2 separate regions of the Homo sapiens genome follow, and region 1 is linked to region 2. A link is an interaction called in ENCODE POLR2A ChIA-PET data of the cell type or tissue named here. Cell type or tissue: OCI-LY7. All regions are shown on one strand.

Region 1 (5,000 bases), 330 kb after region 2:
TCCTGGTGTTTGGATTCAAAGTTCTCCTCCCCGGAGAGTGGCTGTGAGCTTCAGGTCTGGAATCTGAGCACCTACATGACCCTGACCATCAGTAAGCACACCACACCTCAGTTTCCTCCTCTGTATAGCGAGGATGAGAGTAATACCGCCACACAGAGTAGCTATAAGGATCACATGAGATAAATAAAGTGCTTAGGAATATGCCTGGCACCGTATAAGCACTGAATGAATGCAAGCTTGCCAGCCTGATAAGGATTTTAACAATCATTGAGAAAGATATCTGCAGCTTTCCAAAAGAACAGAATGGCTCAAAATTAATTGATAAAAAAGATCCTTTGTACTTTATTTTTTTAATCTGTTCAAATATTCCCCCAAAGTGGATTAAGTAAAAAATGTTCAATATGTTCTTTCTACCAAGCTATTGGATGAAAGCACGCTATTAGTTGAGCTAAATAATTCATTTAGTTAATTTGCACTGTAATCAATCAGGAGAAGCTACAAAACCTCAAAGTCATTCCAAGTCCAATTTCAAGTCTCTTTCAGGCTTTAGAAACGTCTTCCACCAGAAGACAGTCATAAAATGTGTCAGGAAACAGAAACGATGAGCTTAACCTCTACCGCAGGCTGGCTAATCTTCGGAAACAAACACACTGTCTGAACAGCAGGAAAGCAGGATCACAGTCACTGCTGTTATCAGAACTGGGTCCAGACGTCAGCTCTGCCACTTGCTGACTATGCAACTCGGGATATTCTACTCAACCTTTCTGAGCCTCAGCATCCACCACCGCCTACCTTGCAAGGTTGTCGTGAAGATTAAATGACACGATGCATATGATGGGGTCAGGCGTGGTGACTCACACCTATAACCCCAGCACTTTCGGAGGCCAAGGTGGGAGGATCACTTGAGGCCAGGAGTTCAAGACTGGCCTGGCCAACATAGCAAGACCGCATCTCTTTGAAAATATATGTATAGTAATAAAAAGATGTATATGATGCCCCTGCAATGTTTGACACATAGTACATGCTTATTAAATGGTGTCAATTATATTAATTTAGATTTAAATAATTTGTCTATTCATTATTCATTCATTAATAAGAGTGAACTACTCTGGTGAAAATTTTGATTTATTCTACATAAGAAAGTTCCTCAGCTGGACGTTAGCAAAAATTCTTCTGTAAGAACTTAAACAAGGTTAGTAAAATCTCTGATCCTTACAAGCTTAACTAACACTAGAGCCACTGTGCCTTGTATCAGCCTCACAGAGGAAGAGAACAGGGAGGCAACAGAAGGTTTTAGATCCTTCAAATTAAACAAACAAGAATATCACACTATTAGAAGCAAAGTCCTAAGTCTCACTATTACATATCGGGGGATGTTTCTAAAATGGCGGGGCACCTGGAGTCAACGCTTTTTACAAGATGTCTTCCAAGCCAAACTGCTACAAGCCATTCAAGCTGAAAGTCTTCTGGCAGTGCCCCTTACAATCAACTAGAAGAGCACCTTTAAGAAACAGAAGCCTCTCAGCACCACTGACCTGACAAAACTCTATCTTCCTCAATGGGTCTGAAATGACTGGCTGGGGACTTAAGAGGAAATTCCTATCCAAAGGCCAAGAGCGGCCACGGGAGGAAGGTGCAGCTCTCCACATGCACCTGTGTTAGGGAGAATCAAGACACAGAAAAAACGAGGAAAAGGGAGAACTTTCCAATCCTACCACTTTCAGAAAAAGAAACATTAATTGTAGCATCTGAAACCTAAAAGACTCTCTCTAGTAGGAATGACAAACAGTGCTAAAAAAGGAACTATGGAGGCGTCTTGCCTCTGTCTCACTCTACGGTCTATCAGTCAGTTGCCACCTGACACGCCCAGGTGGCCAAACCTTCGCACCTGCTGTTCCTGCCATCTGGACTGCCCTTCCCCACCCTGTCTCACTGGCAAGGTCCTATTCTACCTGCAAAGCCCAGCTTCGAAATGAACATTTCTGCACTATCTTGTCTAATACACCCCAAACCACAACCCCTCCACCAGCAGATCTGACAGCGCCAATTTCCCTCTTCTTTTGATTCACTGATTGCTTGCTGCTAAAAATTACTGTTTTATGACGCTAACTCTACTAGTAGGCTGTGAGCACCCGAAGGCAAGGGAGAGGGCTGATTCTTCAATATATCCACTGATCTGGCTCTCACTCACTCTTCACTCACTCATCCATTCATTCATGCACTGAGCACTGAAGTGAACCTTGGTTTTCTGCCACCATGGCATCCGCTTCCCCTAGCAACAGTCCCAGTTTTCATCTGGGGATCCATCCCTCTCCCCAATCTCCCTTCTCCATGTCTCAATGGAGCTCTTCCCTGTCTTAGCACAAGCCAGATCCTGTGATCAGCTGAAAAGAGAGAATGGAACCTAAGTTAACTCTACAGAGTAAACATAAGGTTTTTGACAAGAATGGAGAGACTCTTGCTGTTTCCTATGAATGTGAACCTGGAAGAAAAACTATGTGCCCAGGGGTGATCACAGCCATCTGTGACCCTGAGGAGGAAAACCTACTGATATGGTTTGCCTTTGTCCCCACCCAAATCTCACCTTGAATTGTAGCTCCCACAATTCCCACGTGTCGTGGGAGAGACCCAGTGGGAGGTAACTGAATGATGGGGGCGGGTCTTTCCCGTGCTGTTCTCGTGACAGTGAGCAAGTCTCACGAGATCTGACAGTTGTATAAGGGGCTGCACAAGCTCTTTCTCTTTGCTGCCACCATCCATGTTAGACATGACTTGCTCCTCCTTGCCTTCTGCCATGATTGTGAGGTCTCCCCAGCCATGTGGAACTGTGAGTCCATTAAGCCTCTTTTTCTTCCCGGTCTTGGGCATGTCTTTATCAGCACCGTGACAATGGACTAATAACAGCTACCAAAAATGATGTCAACCCAGAAAGGGAAGAGGAAAGCACTAAAGAGAGAGAAACAGGAGCCTCGTAACACAGCTCAAGTATCAAGCATTTGCCACAGCTAAAGCCAGACTTTTCCTGAGGCCAAAGGATTACCTTCCTCGAGATTACCACGACAGGCTCGACTCAGTGGTAAATAACAAGCTGAATAGATACCATTCAATTCTTGCTCTTAAAAAGTCTATAGTGGATCCAGCAACACAACAGAGAAACTCTCCTCCAAGCAGTGACTCAGGGATCCAGGTCAGTATCATTTTCTAGCTATGCATCATGGAACACAAAGCTTCCAGAATCACCATGGCAGGGGAGCAAGAACCAAGAAAACTCATCCCCACTCTCCTATGCCTCAGTCTAGCATAACACTCATTACCTCTACTTTCAACCCACTGGCCAAAACTAGTCACACAGTCCCAAGCTACCCATAAAGGAGACTAGGAAATGCATCTGTCCTATGTGTCTACAAAAAGAAAAATGAGACAGACCTTGATAAATCACACAGTCTTTGTCACAGACAGCTTGAGCCAAGTTTTTTTATTCTGCAACCAAAAAAATTATTAAATCATACAAGCATCAACCAGGTACCAGAGGTCATGAAGGATGAACACAGGTAAATGGGACACATTCACGACACCGTACTAGGAGGATTAGGAGAGGTGACACAAAGGACGTGCAGGACACCTGGGGCAAACTGAATCAGTCTTCAAGAGTGCAGTGGGGTGATTTGAGAAGGCTTCCAGGATGAGATCTGAAAGATCAGAAGTCAGCCAGCGAAAACGGACAGGAAAGGGTTCATAAAAAAAGAACAGGGTTCCAGGTGGGACCTTACACCTGCCTGTGTGAAGGTCTGCAGTGAGAACACGTGCATTTGAGAAAGGAAAACATGCTCAGAGCAAGGTAAGAAGCATGACTGAAGAGGAAGGCAAGAGTATAGCAAAAAGGCTTACTTTAACATGTGAACATGTTACTTTTACAGGAACCTAAATGCTAAAGTGAGCCACTGGTAAGTTTTAAGCAGAAAAAGAAATGGCCCAAGTAGACTGGGCCCAGAGTAGTTTGTCATTGCCCGTCTACATGCATTAAATGCAACAAGTCCCTCCCTCCGCCCTGTCTCAGCGTTCTCCACTCCCGCTGTATCCCGTTTCTCCAGCTCCACACTGCCAGTGACGAGCCCTTTATGTTGCCTGCAGGCTGAGCTCATGCAGCATTCAGGACAGCCCTGCCCCTTCGCCGGGTGTATACTGAACTCTGAGCCCAACCTTGACAGGACTACATCTCTTTCACTCGCGTCCATCAAGGCCACACGACTCCTTCTGGGGACCCAGAAGTGGCTTCTTGAAGCCACTTCCCGCCTCAAAGAGGAAGGCAAATATAAAACAGGCCCAAAATAGTGTGGGTCTGAAAAGCTGAAAACCAGCCACTATAATTACAAGTATTTTTATCTATCGCCCAAAAAGGAGTATTGGATCATTTTCCAAGTGTTTCTCTAAGGAAGTTCATCTGTTCGTTCGCAAGTACTCCAGACTTCCAGATCAGAGGCACAACTGGAAATGAGGCTTCAGCAGAAATGGAAGCGAAACAGAACACATGGGGTGGAGAAACAGCAAAGATCAGGGCCCAGCGCCACCACCGGAGAGGGTGGTGACCTCACCAGGAAATGGGAAACGAGGTATCCAAGGTTCTGTGAGAGAAATCAAAAGATCAGCAAGGATAAACACTAGAAGGCTAGGGGCGCAAGCATGCCTGCACAGAGGCACAATTGTGACCTGCACCTGAACATGCCCCAGGCAAATGCAAACAGTAACTGAGAGGCCAAGGGAGAGGAGGGAAGAAGGAAGAGCCCTTGAGAAGAAGACAGTGCCAGTAGTGGACCCTTCTCCTCCTGCTGCATGGGCGGATAACCCCAGCACACAGGAACAGATGGGAACATCCAGTGAGCACAAGAGGCATCAGAAGGGGCCTGCCATCCAAGGCAGCACACACGGCTGTTTACCCAGTAAGTGCTCACATCAGAAACCGTGTCGCCAGCTAGAATCTGTTTCCATCCTCCCTCCTTATC
Region 2 (5,000 bases):
TGCTGAGGTCAGGAGTTGGAGACCAGCCTGGCCAACATGGTGAAACCCCATCTCTACCAAAAACACAAAAAAGCCAGGCGTGGTGGTGGGTGCCTGTAATCCTAGCTACTCAGGAGGCTGAGGTAGAATTGCTTGAATCCAGGAGGTGCAGTTTGCAGTGAGCTAAGATCGTACCACTGCACTCCAGCCTGGGCCACAGAATGAGACTCCTTCTCCAAAAAAAAAAAAAAAACTTGCTTTACATACTGTGGATTAGACTCTGGTAGGACCACAGACCCTGGAGACAAGTACTGTGATCATCTCGGGAAGAGGGGCATGGGGTGAACCCTGCCTCGTGGGACTCACCCCTGCATCCCCAGTTTTCTGCTGGGGTAGCAGTCCACCAAATCCTAGCCCCACAGCTTCCCAGATGTTTGCCTTTGACTCACTTGTTTTCTGTAAAATGGTGATGACAGTTCTGACTTGAGAAATAGCTGTGATAATTAAATGAGCATCTATTTAAGGCATCGCGCACAATAGCTCTTTACCTAGAGAAGGGTAGGTTCCCATGTGGGGGTTTCCTTTTTCTTGGTGCTATCTTGGCCTAATGTCTGAGAAGCAGTGTCCTAGGCGGTGTCCCGCTGACCCAAATCCCCAAGGAGTGCTGGGAGCCACTGTGGGTGACTGGGGGAGGGAGATTGCACACCCAATTAGGCCAGAACTGTGAGGAAGGGGGGAGAGCATGGGGTTTGGGGCCAGTTCGCTCCAGTTCCAAGGACAAGTGGTTCTTTGCTTACTAATGAGGCCCTAAGATGTCCTTTTCTAAGCTTGTTTCCTGCATATAAGTAGAAAGGGGTACAAATGACAAAGGATGCAAAGCATTTAGCATGCAGTCTACTTGGTAAAAGGAGCCTGTTGCTTTAAGTATCATTCTTATTCCCATAGTTTACAATTTACAGCGTGAGAACTGAAGAGGGTAGCAATTGACTAAACTGCTCTATGTGCCTCATGGCAAAAGTCACAGCAAGAACAGGGCAGCCTGGAAGGCACCTGTGGATGAGGCCAGGACGGTTGAGTCTGGAAATCGCAGGGAATGTTGATCAGACAGCACGGTGATATCAGGGTTTGGGAAACTCTGGAAAGAGCTGCCTCCACTTGTAGCCGGGACCTGGGTTGGGCGGGTGCACTTATTCTAGAACTGTAGCCTTCAGTATGGCAGCCACCAGCCACAGGTGGCTTTCATACACTTGAAGAGTTGTCAAGGCTAGGTGTGGTGGCTCAAGCCTGTAATCCGAGCACTTTGGGAGGCTGAGATTGGATATTCACTTGAGCTCAGGAGTTTGAGATCAGTCTGGGCAACATGGCGAAACCCCATCTCTACCAAAAATTAAAAAATTAGCCAAGCATGGTGGCACATGCATATGGTCTTAGCTACTCCAAGAGGCTGAGGTGGGAGAACCATTTGAGCCTAGGAGGCGGAGGTTGCAGTGAGCTGTGATCCTGCCACTACAGCGTGCGTGACAGTGAGACCCTGTCTTCACAACCACCACCACCTCCCAAAAAAGGTTGGTGTGACCGAGGTAACTGGATTGAATTGTATTTCAACCACTCTGGAATAAATTGTAAGACCTGTTACTCATTCTGTTACTGGGAAGCTTAAATATGTTGGAAACAACTTAAGTATATGAATGTCCTTCTCAATGGAAAATTTTATGAAACTTAAATTTGTAGTAAAATTTTGCATCTGGATTGAGATATAGTAGGAGCCTAAGACACATGGCAAATTTGAAAGAATTAGTACCCCTCCAAAAGTGAATAGCTCGTAAATGTTTATAGTGACTCGAAATACTTCTGATATAGTGTTTAAATATAGTACTAAAATTGCACCTTTTTCTTTCTGCAATGGGTTCTGGTAGTGTTAGAAGATACACATATGGTTTGTATCTATTTTCTTTGGACAGTACTGCTGGGAATGGTTCATCCTACTTTGTCAACATTATTTTTTCATTTGGACCATTTTGGTAGCCAAAAAAATGTTCTACCATTTGTTTTAATTTCTCTCCCTGCCACGTGAGGTCAGACATGTTCTTGGGTCTATTGGTTTAATTCTGGAAATTGTGTGCCTATTTTATTACAGTATTCTTGGTCTTTTCTACCTTGGTTTGTAGAACTTTCTATATTACATATGTACTTAATGCTCTTCTAGATTTCTCTGCCTTTGGGTTTTTGGCTTCTGTTATTTGATACAAAGAAGTTAAGGTTTTTATTAAAGATAAACTATTTTCTCTATGTTCAGGAACCCTTTTTGATGCTTTCATTTTTACTGCTTGGGTGATGATCTCATCTGGGCTTTTAGAATGCAGTGTAAAGTAAGTATCCAACTAATGGGAAAGCTGGGGGACAAAACAGATTTCTATTTTAAATGGGTTTTTACTCAGTTGGTTCATCCTTTGTCTTGATTTTTAAGATTGTTGGTGTGACTAAAGTCTTTTAATAGCAGCAAATGTAAACACCTGCAGAAGGTGTTTGGTTTTTTTTTTTGTTTTGGGTGGGGGGAGGTGGTAGGAGTCAAAAAAAAAAAAAAAAAAAAAAAAAGTCCAGCCTGTTGCCCAGGCTGGAGTGCAGTGGCGTGATCTTAGCTCACTGTAACCTCTGCCTCCCCGGTTCAAGCGATTCTTTTGCCTCAGCCGCCTCAGCAGCTGGGACTACAGGTGCATGCCACTGTGCCTGGCTAATTTTTTGTATTTTTAGTAGAGACGGTTTCATCAGGTTGGCCAGGCTGGTCTCAAACTCCTCGCCTCAAGTGATCCACCCGCCTCTCAAAGTGCTGGGATTACAGGCATGAGACAGCACCTAGCCAGAAGAATTTGACCCAGGGGGCATATGGTGGAAGGAAAGCCCAAGGCAAGTTTTAGAGCAGGAATGAAAGGAAGGTAAAGTATACTTGGAAGGAGGCCAAGTGGGTGACTTGAGAGATGATGGGCACTGGCTGATCTTTGACATGGGTTTGTATGTTGGCATGCTTCTGGGGTCTTGGGTCCCTTTCCTGATTTTTTTTTTCCCTTGGGGTGGGCTGTCCACATGTGCAGGGCCTGTCAGCACTTAGGAGTGGAGCATGCCCAGTGTGCTTACTGAAGCTGTGCACAAGCCCACTTGAGGTGTTCTTCTCTTACCAGTCGAGTGTTTAAAACTCTGCTATTTTGCCTCTCTGCATGTTTGAGCCCACTTGCCCAGCTCCTGAGATCTTACTGGTAAGCTGTTGATGACCAGTTTAGGGTGTCTTTTTTTTTTTTTTTTTTTTTTTTTTTTTTTTTTTCTTGAGACGAATTCTTGCTCTGTTTCCCAGGCTGGAGTGCAGTGGCACAATCTCAGCTCACCTCAACCTCTGCCTCCTGGGTTCAAGCGAGTCTCCTGCCTCAGCTTCCCGAGTAGTTGGGACTACAGGAGTTCATCACCATGCCTGGCTAATTTTTGTATTTATAGCAGAGACGGGGTTTCACTATGTTGGCCAAGCTGGTCTCAAACCCTTGATCTCATGATCCACCCACCTCGGCCTCCCAAACTGGGATTACAGGCATGAGCAACTGTGCTCGCCCTCAGGTGTGTCTATCTGTTGTAAGCCTGCCTTTCCCTGGCACTGGCTGAGACCAATTATTTCAGACCATTAACAACTGCCAGAACATGACCTGGTAGTGCCCTGGCATTCCTGGTGGTGGTGGGGGGATGGGGGCTGCTGCTTCCCTGCTCATGTCTGACTAGCTACCCACTGTACCATGACCACCTACCATGATTCTAGGACTCAGTCTCCTTCCCCCTTCCCTGGGGCAGATCTTGTTCAGTTTCATGTGCACTTTCCCAGGCCTTTCCTATGCGTTAACATCTATGCTTTCAGCAACTGTTAGGTATAAACTGTATCATGTACATATCATTCAGCAACTTGGTTTTTTCGCTGCTTGCAGCTCAGCTGTATCAGTATACTCGGAGAAATTTTCTAACTGCTTGGTTTATTATGGTCCAAATATATAAAAGTTTACACAACCATCCTATCAATTGGACGCGATCTGGGTGGTTTCCTGTTGTTTTTCTTTACTACACACAGCTCAGGCCCCTGGCCAGGCCATCTTGATGTTTGGGTAAATGCTTTTCAAGCGGAGATACTGATGGTGGCTCCATCTTGGGGCATGCACATATTTCTTTGTCAAAATTTTCTCCAAAACGGTTATAGGAATTGGACCACAAGTGAGGTGTGAGAACACCTGATCATATTTAAGCTTTTGGTGATTTAATAGCTAGAAATACTTCATTAACCTATAGCCCCCTGATTGCTGATGAGGTGAACATCTTTTCATATGGTCAGTGAGTGCATTTTCTGTGAATTGCTTATTTATATCCACTTTTTGATTAGTATCTCATTTTCTTGGGAAATGGGGAGGCCTTGGGGAGAGAAGCCTATTTTCTTGACCAGTTTCAGCCAATGTAAAAAACAAAAGGGGTGTTCTCTAAAGCACATACATTGTAGATTGGCAGTCAGCAAACTCTGGCAACAGGAAACCGGTTGTGTGGAGGACAGTTTTTCCACAGATGGGGTTGGTGGGAGGGGAGGACAGTTTGGGAGATGGTTCAGGCACCTTACATTTCTCGTGTACTTTAAAATTATGACATAATAATGAAACTACACAACTCACCATAATGTAGAATCAGTGGGAGCCCTGACCTTGTTTTCCTGAAACTAGACGGCCCCATCTGGAGGTGGGAGGTGGGAGACAGTGACAGATCATTTGGCATTAGTTACCTTGTCAGAAGGAGCACGCAATCTAGATCCCTCACACGCGCAGTTCACAATAGGGGTTCATTCTCCTGTGAGAATCTAATGCTGCCACTGATGGACAGGCAGAGCTCAGGTGGTGATGTGACCAATGGGAAGAAGCTGTAAATACAGACGCTTTGTTCGCCAGCTGCTTACCTTCTGCTGTGTCACCTGCTCCTAATGGGCCACGAACGTTTCTTGGTCTGTGGCCTGG

Evidence for each region. ChIA-PET counts read pairs that join two places held together with the same protein. Peaks named below come from ENCODE experiments on the same cell type or tissue, not always from the same donor. Only the 100,000 strongest peaks of a DNase experiment are listed, where the experiment ranks them.
Region 1: POLR2A ChIA-PET joins it to region 2 with 6 read pairs; 2 of 35 experiments call an interaction of 5 or more read pairs at or near these places.

Annotation. Positions count from the first base shown.
Region 1 is chr16:12,289,080-12,294,079 of GRCh38, reverse strand. The region is part of intron 15 of SNX29 (sorting nexin 29); the gene reads right to left. Among named protein-coding and RNA genes, the nearest start is that of SNX29-AS2, 81 kb to the left of the region's middle. In OCI-LY7, no CTCF peak of the experiment used is centred here; DNase peaks (open chromatin) are centred at 1,509, 1,879, 3,729 and 4,259; H3K4me3 peaks cover 2,334 bases; H3K27ac peaks cover 5,000 bases.
Region 2 is chr16:12,617,407-12,622,406 of GRCh38, reverse strand. No RefSeq gene overlaps it. Among named protein-coding and RNA genes, the nearest start is that of SNX29-AS3, 8.8 kb to the right of the region's middle. In OCI-LY7, CTCF peaks have their summits at 1,854 and 2,059; DNase peaks (open chromatin) are centred at 2,066 and 2,676.